Linked DNA regions of Homo sapiens: region 2 is linked to region 1. The links are chromatin contacts, found by Hi-C in ENCODE. All regions are on one chromosome and are shown on one strand. The core of a region is the stretch at or near the end of the contact, and the rest is flanking DNA. Distances in the headings are between cores, read along the strand shown.

Region 1 (3,661 bases), core at 1,132-3,631:
CCAGGCAGAAGGCAGGAAGTTGGAGATTGAGGAAGAGACCTCTGAGAAATTCTGGGAGCTGAGGAACATTTAAAAATAAGATATTCAGTATCCAATTTTAGATTGTGCTTCTGTGGTTTAAAATTCTTCTCCCCAAACCTTCAATATAATATGTCACACACAAATACTAGTGTGAAAGGTTTTGGGAGAAATCAGGGGAAAACTGAGTTCTCAGTAAGGATCAACGGGGAACAATGGAGAGGGCAGAGCCAACTAAGGTGAGAAGCAAGTGAGGTCAAAAGGTCAATGAAAACAAAAATGTGGAGGCTGCAGTGACATGAGGTATTCATCGAGTCTGCTGTGTCTACACCTCAAAAACATAGAATTTTATTTGTATCCAGTTGTAATTACTGGTCAGTGTAAATGGATGAGAGTAGAGGCAGCCTTGACTGGGAGATAGAAGAAAGGCACGCCCTCACCTGGTGTCTGTCAGTAGGCTGGGGCTGTGATCCCACTCTAGGTGTCTGAGACTCAGTTACTTAAACTCCAAGTGAAGGAGACTCACCCCTAACAGCTAACACTCCAAGTCACTACCCAGCCAGCTGCAGCACAAAGTCTACCAGGACCATGGAGAACTAATTAACTCAATACACATTTATTGAACAGCTGTTATTTTCTGGGTACAAAGTCACTTGGGATATGGCCCTTGGTCCTTGCCCCCTGGAGTCTTCCATCTCAGTGTGATCAGTGCTGTGACAGAAGCAGGTCAAGGCTATGGGAGCAGGAGTGGGAACTTGACCCAGGTCTGGACGTTGCGGCAGCTTCCTGGCGAAGGGACACTTAACTGGGGTCACAGTGTATTCCAAGGTATGCGGATTCATGGCAAGCAAAGGGAGAAGGACAGAGAAGCACAGGCACAGTGGCTCCCAGGCTGTTTGTGCTGCCCGCTGTGGGGCTTACCCTTAAATACAGAGTAACATGTCTTGATTCCTTGAGGTTTTAACAAGTCATGTCTCTCCAACTGCTTCTCAAGGCCATAGAGAGTTTGTGCATATTTGGGTTAGAGAGTAGGAAGAGGCAGAATTTAAATAGTGCTTTGGATAGTCCATTGTCTAAGAGCTTTCTGCCCAAAATACCATCTGTCACCATGCTTAAAGTCCACCCTTGGCTCCCCACCCCTTCGGGTCTGACAGCCACCACTGTGGAGCCACCAATGGAAATATAGGACTCTCCTGGGTAAATTCATGCAACAAAGAGATTATTGGTGAGAATAGAAAGATAGAGAGGTAGGGGAACTAGAAAGGGGAAGAGGAAGGAGGATAAGGGGGAGCAAAGGTGCTCTTGGATTTTTGCAAATTTCTTCCTGCTCCTTTTCTTGTATCCTCCATTTTTCTACTCTCAAGACACACATTCAGTAAAGGCTACTGAATACATTCAAGAAGAGGGTGGAAACAGTGTGTTTGAGGTAGGTCTGTAAGGCAATATATCAGAAAGAGTGGGGAAACCCCGTGTGACACCTTCTGGGTGGTCCTGAACAAACCCAGTGCTCTCTCTGGGCTTCTGTTTCTCCACTTGTCAAGTGTGCAGGTTGAGTTGGATTCTCTTCAGGGGAGCTTGCAGTCTTGACTTCTGTGATCTCCAGTTTAGACAGCAAAGTAAGAGGAGAGCCTGTTTCTGTGGCTGACAGGCTTGGGCTTTGTTTAATCTGTCTACACTGAAGCCAGGTCTGTGGAATCACGCAAAATAGCCCCAGAGGAAGATGTTGATGGCCAGCAAAAGGACAGCATTGATGTTGCAGACATGTCTCCAGAGTGGCTCCTCCTCAATGCTTGTCAGCTTCTGTTCTAGCGCAGCCTTCTCTGCTGGGCTCAGGGCCTGCTCCGGTGTTCCAGAGAGCCCACAGAACCAGCTCCAGAGCAACTTTCCCCAGGACCTGCTTGGGGCTGGAGGGACAAAGCCAGAAGACAAAGGAGAGCAGGAGGGGAGAGGCAAAGAAGATTGGAGAAAGGAAAGTGATAGGAGAGTAGGGGAGGGAGAGAGATGGTGAGATACTGATGGAAAGTATGGGGGGTGCACAGAAACTGGGGAGGGGTGAAGCCATAGACTTGTACTTTCTGCAAACCACAGACTGGGTGCTGAGCTGGTACTCTAGACTACGTTCTGATCTTGGCCACAGCACCCAAACAGTCATGTAGTGGAAGCACCACTTTCTTCAAGAGGGGATGGTGTATTAAGGTGGCAGGATAATGCAATTCATCCCAATTCATAGCACAAGTCCTGAATAAGGGAAGAAGGAAGGAGCATTATCTCACCCAGGAAGAAGGAAGTGTTTGAACCAGACAGACTGCTACAACCACAATTGGAAAGGGCACTGGGCTGCAAGCCAGAAACCTGGTTCCAGGGCCAGCTCTGCCATTAGCTGACTGTGAGGCCATATGCAAATCACTCAGCTTCTCTGAGCTGGAGGTTCTTTCTGTCTCAAATGTATCAATGACATATGCCCCATTCTTCTCCAGGTTGTTCTGACTACCAAATGAGGATGGAAATTGGACAGCACTTTAAAAGTTACCAGTACTGGAGCAGTGGGAGAGGTTCTGGTGTATATGATATGCTAAATGTGCACGAGACCGAACCCATGCAGACACGGGCTTCCTTGGGGTGAGAAAGGGGCCTGCTCTGAGGTTAAAAGGTAGCACAATTCACTAAAAACTAAATTCAAAAGAAGTAATAAGGTAAATATTTTTAAGTTTTTTAAAAATCAGCAGACATTATATTACAAATAAAATTAATATAAAAATCCTTTCACTGAGATTGAAAAGAATGTACTGGGAATGATTGCTTTATTATTTTAATGGGTTTAGAATGTGGTAGCTGGTAAGTTCAATACACAGGGTGTCAGAGATGCAAGAACCTTGGATGCCATCTGGTCTGGCTCCCTGATTGCACAGAGGAGAAAAAAGTCTCAGGAAAGGGAAGAGACTTATTTAAGGTCACATAGCAACAGAACTGCACTAACGATAATAGGAATTCAGCATTTCGTTTGTACTAGGCTTTATCATTTTCCAAGCTGTTCCAAACATTCTCTCTTTTGATTCCCTTGGCAACCTTCTGAGACAGAGGATGCACAGAGCTTCATATTTAAATTCATATGCCCGGAGAGCCTATGTCACTAAAGGAGTTATTAAGTGGTGTGCCATAACTCAATAAATTCGTATCTAAAAACTGGGATGTACATATTTCTTTCAGATCTACTCTGCTGTCCTTTAAATATTTTTCATATTTAAAAATATATATTTTATATATTATATATATATTTTGAGACAGGGTCTCACTCTGTTGCCCAGGCTGGAGTACAGTGGCACATTCATGGCTCACTGTAGCCTCAACCTCCTGGGCTCAAGCAGTCCTCCCATCTCAGCCTCCTGAGCAGCTATGACCACAGGTGTGCACCACCACGCCCTGCTAATTTTTGTATTTTTTGTAGATATGGGGTTTTGCCATGTTGCCCAGGCTGGTCTTGACTCCTGAGTTCAAGCAATCCCCCTGTCTTGGCCTCCCAAAGTGCTGGGATGACAGGTGTGAGCCACTGTGCCAGCCTCCTTTAAATATTTTTAACTTTTCTTTTCAGGACTCAACATTATACTATGCCTACCTGCAGGCCTTTGGAGAGGGGGTGCCTCTT
Region 2 (3,590 bases), core at 565-3,064, 250 kb before region 1:
GACTATCATCACACTCTGAAGATTGTGCAAACTACTTTGCCTGGCTTGTGGCCTTCTTTATGCCATGAGTGGGTCCTGCTTGTCCACCTTGGGAACTGTAGCCCATGTGATAGTGTCCCACCCCTATTACCCAGCTTCCCCATGTCTTTGCTCACCGGCCTGACTTCCAACAGCCAGCACCTGTGATTTTCGGCTTGCTTTACCTACTGAAGCTCACTCTACCCACATGCCAGGCCAGAAGGGCAGGAATTAACACTCTCAAACAATGGCTGATGAGAACAGGTGCTTAAAGACCCCAGTTTCCCCACTCCTTGGGTGGGATAATTCTGAGGCATATATTCTAATTAGCTATCAGTGTTATTTAATATGATTGTACTCCAGTTGCCCACAGTGAAAATTTGCTTAATAACGCACCCTTTGGTGGCTTCCTTCCTACCCTAATTGGTGTTTCCTGGGATCACCTCCTCAGTAAACTACTTACACCCAAATAATTGTCTGAGGGTTCTGAGGCATCCCAAACTAAGACAGGAACTCTGGGAGAACAAAGCTTCCAGAAATCCTGTCTATATAAGAACACACAGATCTTCTTATTTCTGGGGAGACATAAAAAAGACTCTGAGGCCAGATGGCTGAGCCCCAGATTACTGGCACTCAAGCAAATTGGAACTCAGGATGCCCTTAAGCAGAATCTGTGGGCTCTTAAGGAATTCATTCTAAAAGAGGAGGCCCATGACTTCTATCTTGGAATTTTTGTAGGTTTGTGCGTTGGCAGGGAGGAATCATGTTTTTTACTTGATTCTGGATGCTACTGATCATCTTCCAAAATTATCTTGCAACTTGGCCTTGGATGACTCACATTCATCAAGAATGAATTTGAAAATCAGAAAGGGCATTCATCTTTATAAATAACTTTTTAGGAGATTACCAGGTTCCCTGACATCTGACTGAAGGAGATGTTTTCACTGGGTGGAGAGATTCTCCCTTCAATATATCAATATACTTTTTTTTTTTTTTTTTTTTTGGTAGAGACAGGGTCTCTCTATGTTGCCCAGGCTAATATCGAACTCCTGGCCTCAATTAAGCCTACCACGTCCCCCTCCCAAAGAGCTGGGATTACAGGCATGAGCCATTGCACCCAGCCTCAAGACCCTTGTTGTATGGAGAACAGAGAAGCATGGGTACAAGCAAAGGGACAGCTCTAAAGAGGTACAGTAATGACAGTGGAGGTGCAGGTCACCATTCTTTTGCCACAGTAGCTACACCAGTTGACAAGACCACAAAGAGGTGGAGTGGAGAGTGACTGTGGTACCCATGCCAGATGGCTTCAGTGGCTCCTGAGGACACCCTTAGCCACCCAAGAGCAGTAGGGAAGGGAAGGATCTGGGGACAGGCTCTGAAATCCCAGTGGCTCTGCCAAGTGAGGGTTTGAGTGAGAGGCCTAACTATACTCTTATTCATCAGCAGGGCTGGGAGAGTATACTCTGATGGAGCAAGGGTCACATTTTGCTTTGGTTAGCACATTCCAAAGCTGCCCTGTAACTGCAAAGAAAACAGGGGCCTTTTTTTCCCTCTTTACAGTTTATTGGCAAAGTATCAAATGTTTTATAGGGCAAATGCTACATCCGTCCAGCTGTGCTCAGCAGTTACTGCCAGCAAGGATGTTTCAGTTGGGACTCACACTAGGGTAACTTCGGGTTTAAAAGCCTGCCTCTGAATGCGTCTCTTCATGCCCTTTAAATGTTGCAAATCAAAGAGGCACACAGGGAGGCTTGGTGACTGGCAAACTTCCTGCCATGGTGATGAGAATATAGCCCTTTGTGTAGCTAGAACAGCTAGGGGTGAAGAGGAGAGAGGAACACAGGCAGCTCATCCAGGAGGTCCAAAGCCCCAACAGACAAGCAGAGCAAATTCCTCAGGCTGAGGTCAGGCTGGGGTACTGATGATACCTCACCAACTACCAACAGTGTCAGGCAGCTGCTTCTTTACAGGCAGCAGTGCCCTTGTTCCTGCTCATCCTCTCCTTCCTTTCCCTCGCTTTCACATTGCTTCAGTCAACCTTCATCTAGGGCCCATGATATGACAGTGTGCGCTTATGGGACAAACCAACAGATTTATTTTAGGTTCACGAGGCATCAGAACCCCTAACTCCTAACTTGCACTGGCCCCTTCCCCAGAATTGTGATCCCCTGATACCATGTTCTTATACTTTTCTTTCTTTCTTTTTTTTTCTTGTTTTTGAGATGGAGTCTTGCTCTGTCTCCCAGGCTGGAGTGCATTCAGCGGAGCAATCTCGGCTCACTGCAAGCTCTGCCTCCTGGGTTCAAGCGATTCTCCTGCCTCAGTCTCCCGAGTAGCTGGGACTACAGGCACCCACCTCCATGCCCGGCTAATCTTTTGTATTTTTAATACAGAGGGGGTTTTACTGTGTTAGCCAGGATGGTCTTGCTCTCCTGACCTCGTGATCCACCTGCCTCGGCCTCCCAAAGTGTTGGGATTACAGGTGTGAGCCACTGTGCCTGGCCCATTCTTATACATTTCTAAAGGAAGATATTTTAATGGAAGTCGTCTGAGATCCTTGTCATTTTCTATGCCAAATTCCTTCCCCTCCACCTCAGTCACCTTCACATATGGAAGGAATGAAGTATCCATGGGCATTTTTGGGACCCAGCTAAAGGGAAGTTGAGTGATGTTTGGGTTTAGTGGGCTATGTTTATGTGATTCACAGTCACTTCCCATATAAAATTCGGTATTGTTAGCCTTCTTGTGTTGGAATGGCTTCTAGGAATACAGCTGTGGTCCACTATACTCACTTGCCCAGTGACGTGACTCACAGGTGCATAGCCTCCACAACACAGACATCGGCCACAAACTGGTTAATGAGTGCTGTCAATTCAGAGTGTGCAGAATTAGTACTGCATGAGGAAGTGCAAAATGCCTCGAAATCTTATAGCACGTAATAAAAGAAAACTGGTGGTGGTTTTTAAAACAACAGTCTGAAAAATTTATAAGACATGAGTAGTAAGGAGTTGTGAAACTAAAATAAACTTTTCTGAATTCTGTAAAATAAAAATCTAATTGTATCAATCATGCTAGAAGAAAGACTGAATTATCTTTTTGTTCTCTCAAAAGAAAAAATCTTCAAAAAATTGTTGTCAAATGAAGGGGTGATCAAAGAATAAACACAAGAAATAGAGAAAGGATATAGTGATATAACAAGCAGTTAATTAATAAAAATAGACTGTAATTTTTCTGGATTTTGAGACTTTAAAAATTCAATTTGTGATGTATTCCCTCATTCTAAATATATATTCACTTCCATACTTATAATTTTTTCATTAATATATTTTGTATTCTTCTTATTAAAGGGTGCTCTCCCAATTATGTAAACTTCATGCTCCATGAAACCACCTGGCCACCATCATGACTACTGGGAATAAAACAGTCAAGACCTGGCTCTTTGCCTGAAGGATCTCACAGGGCACAGGGCCAGCCTGATACAGAAGCCAACAATTACAGTGTCACCAGGAAGCACAAGGCCATCACCTCACTTCCTATCCCCAGCTCATTTTTTTTCTATTCAGAGATGACTT

What was found. Hi-C counts contacts between places; a loop is a spot of excess contacts on that map. Pooled maps may share reads with other maps.
Region 2: a map of K562 shows a loop between it and region 1 (4-fold over the local background). The contact joins two enhancer-like sites. A Hi-C loop is called at or near these places in 9 of 168 maps with a recorded cell type or tissue (Calu3, K562, MCF 10A and 6 more) and 12 of 50 pooled maps.

The regions. Positions count from the first base shown.
Region 1 is chr1:48,245,596-48,249,256 of GRCh38, reverse strand. SLC5A9 (solute carrier family 5 member 9) reads right to left here. Exons shown (of 14, transcript NM_001011547.3): 14 at 619-1,922. The coding sequence ends at 1,714. Among named protein-coding and RNA genes, the nearest start is that of SLC5A9, 25 kb to the right of the region's middle. Within about 2 kb of position 2,381, at least 6 of the 41 ENCODE cell types and tissues checked have a DNase peak (open chromatin) inside an H3K27ac peak, as active enhancers do.
Region 2 is chr1:48,492,500-48,496,089 of GRCh38, reverse strand. No RefSeq gene overlaps it. Among named protein-coding and RNA genes, the nearest start is that of SPATA6, 22 kb to the right of the region's middle. RefSeq lists an enhancer at 1,399-1,693. Within about 2 kb of position 1,814, at least 8 of the 41 ENCODE cell types and tissues checked have a DNase peak (open chromatin) inside an H3K27ac peak, as active enhancers do.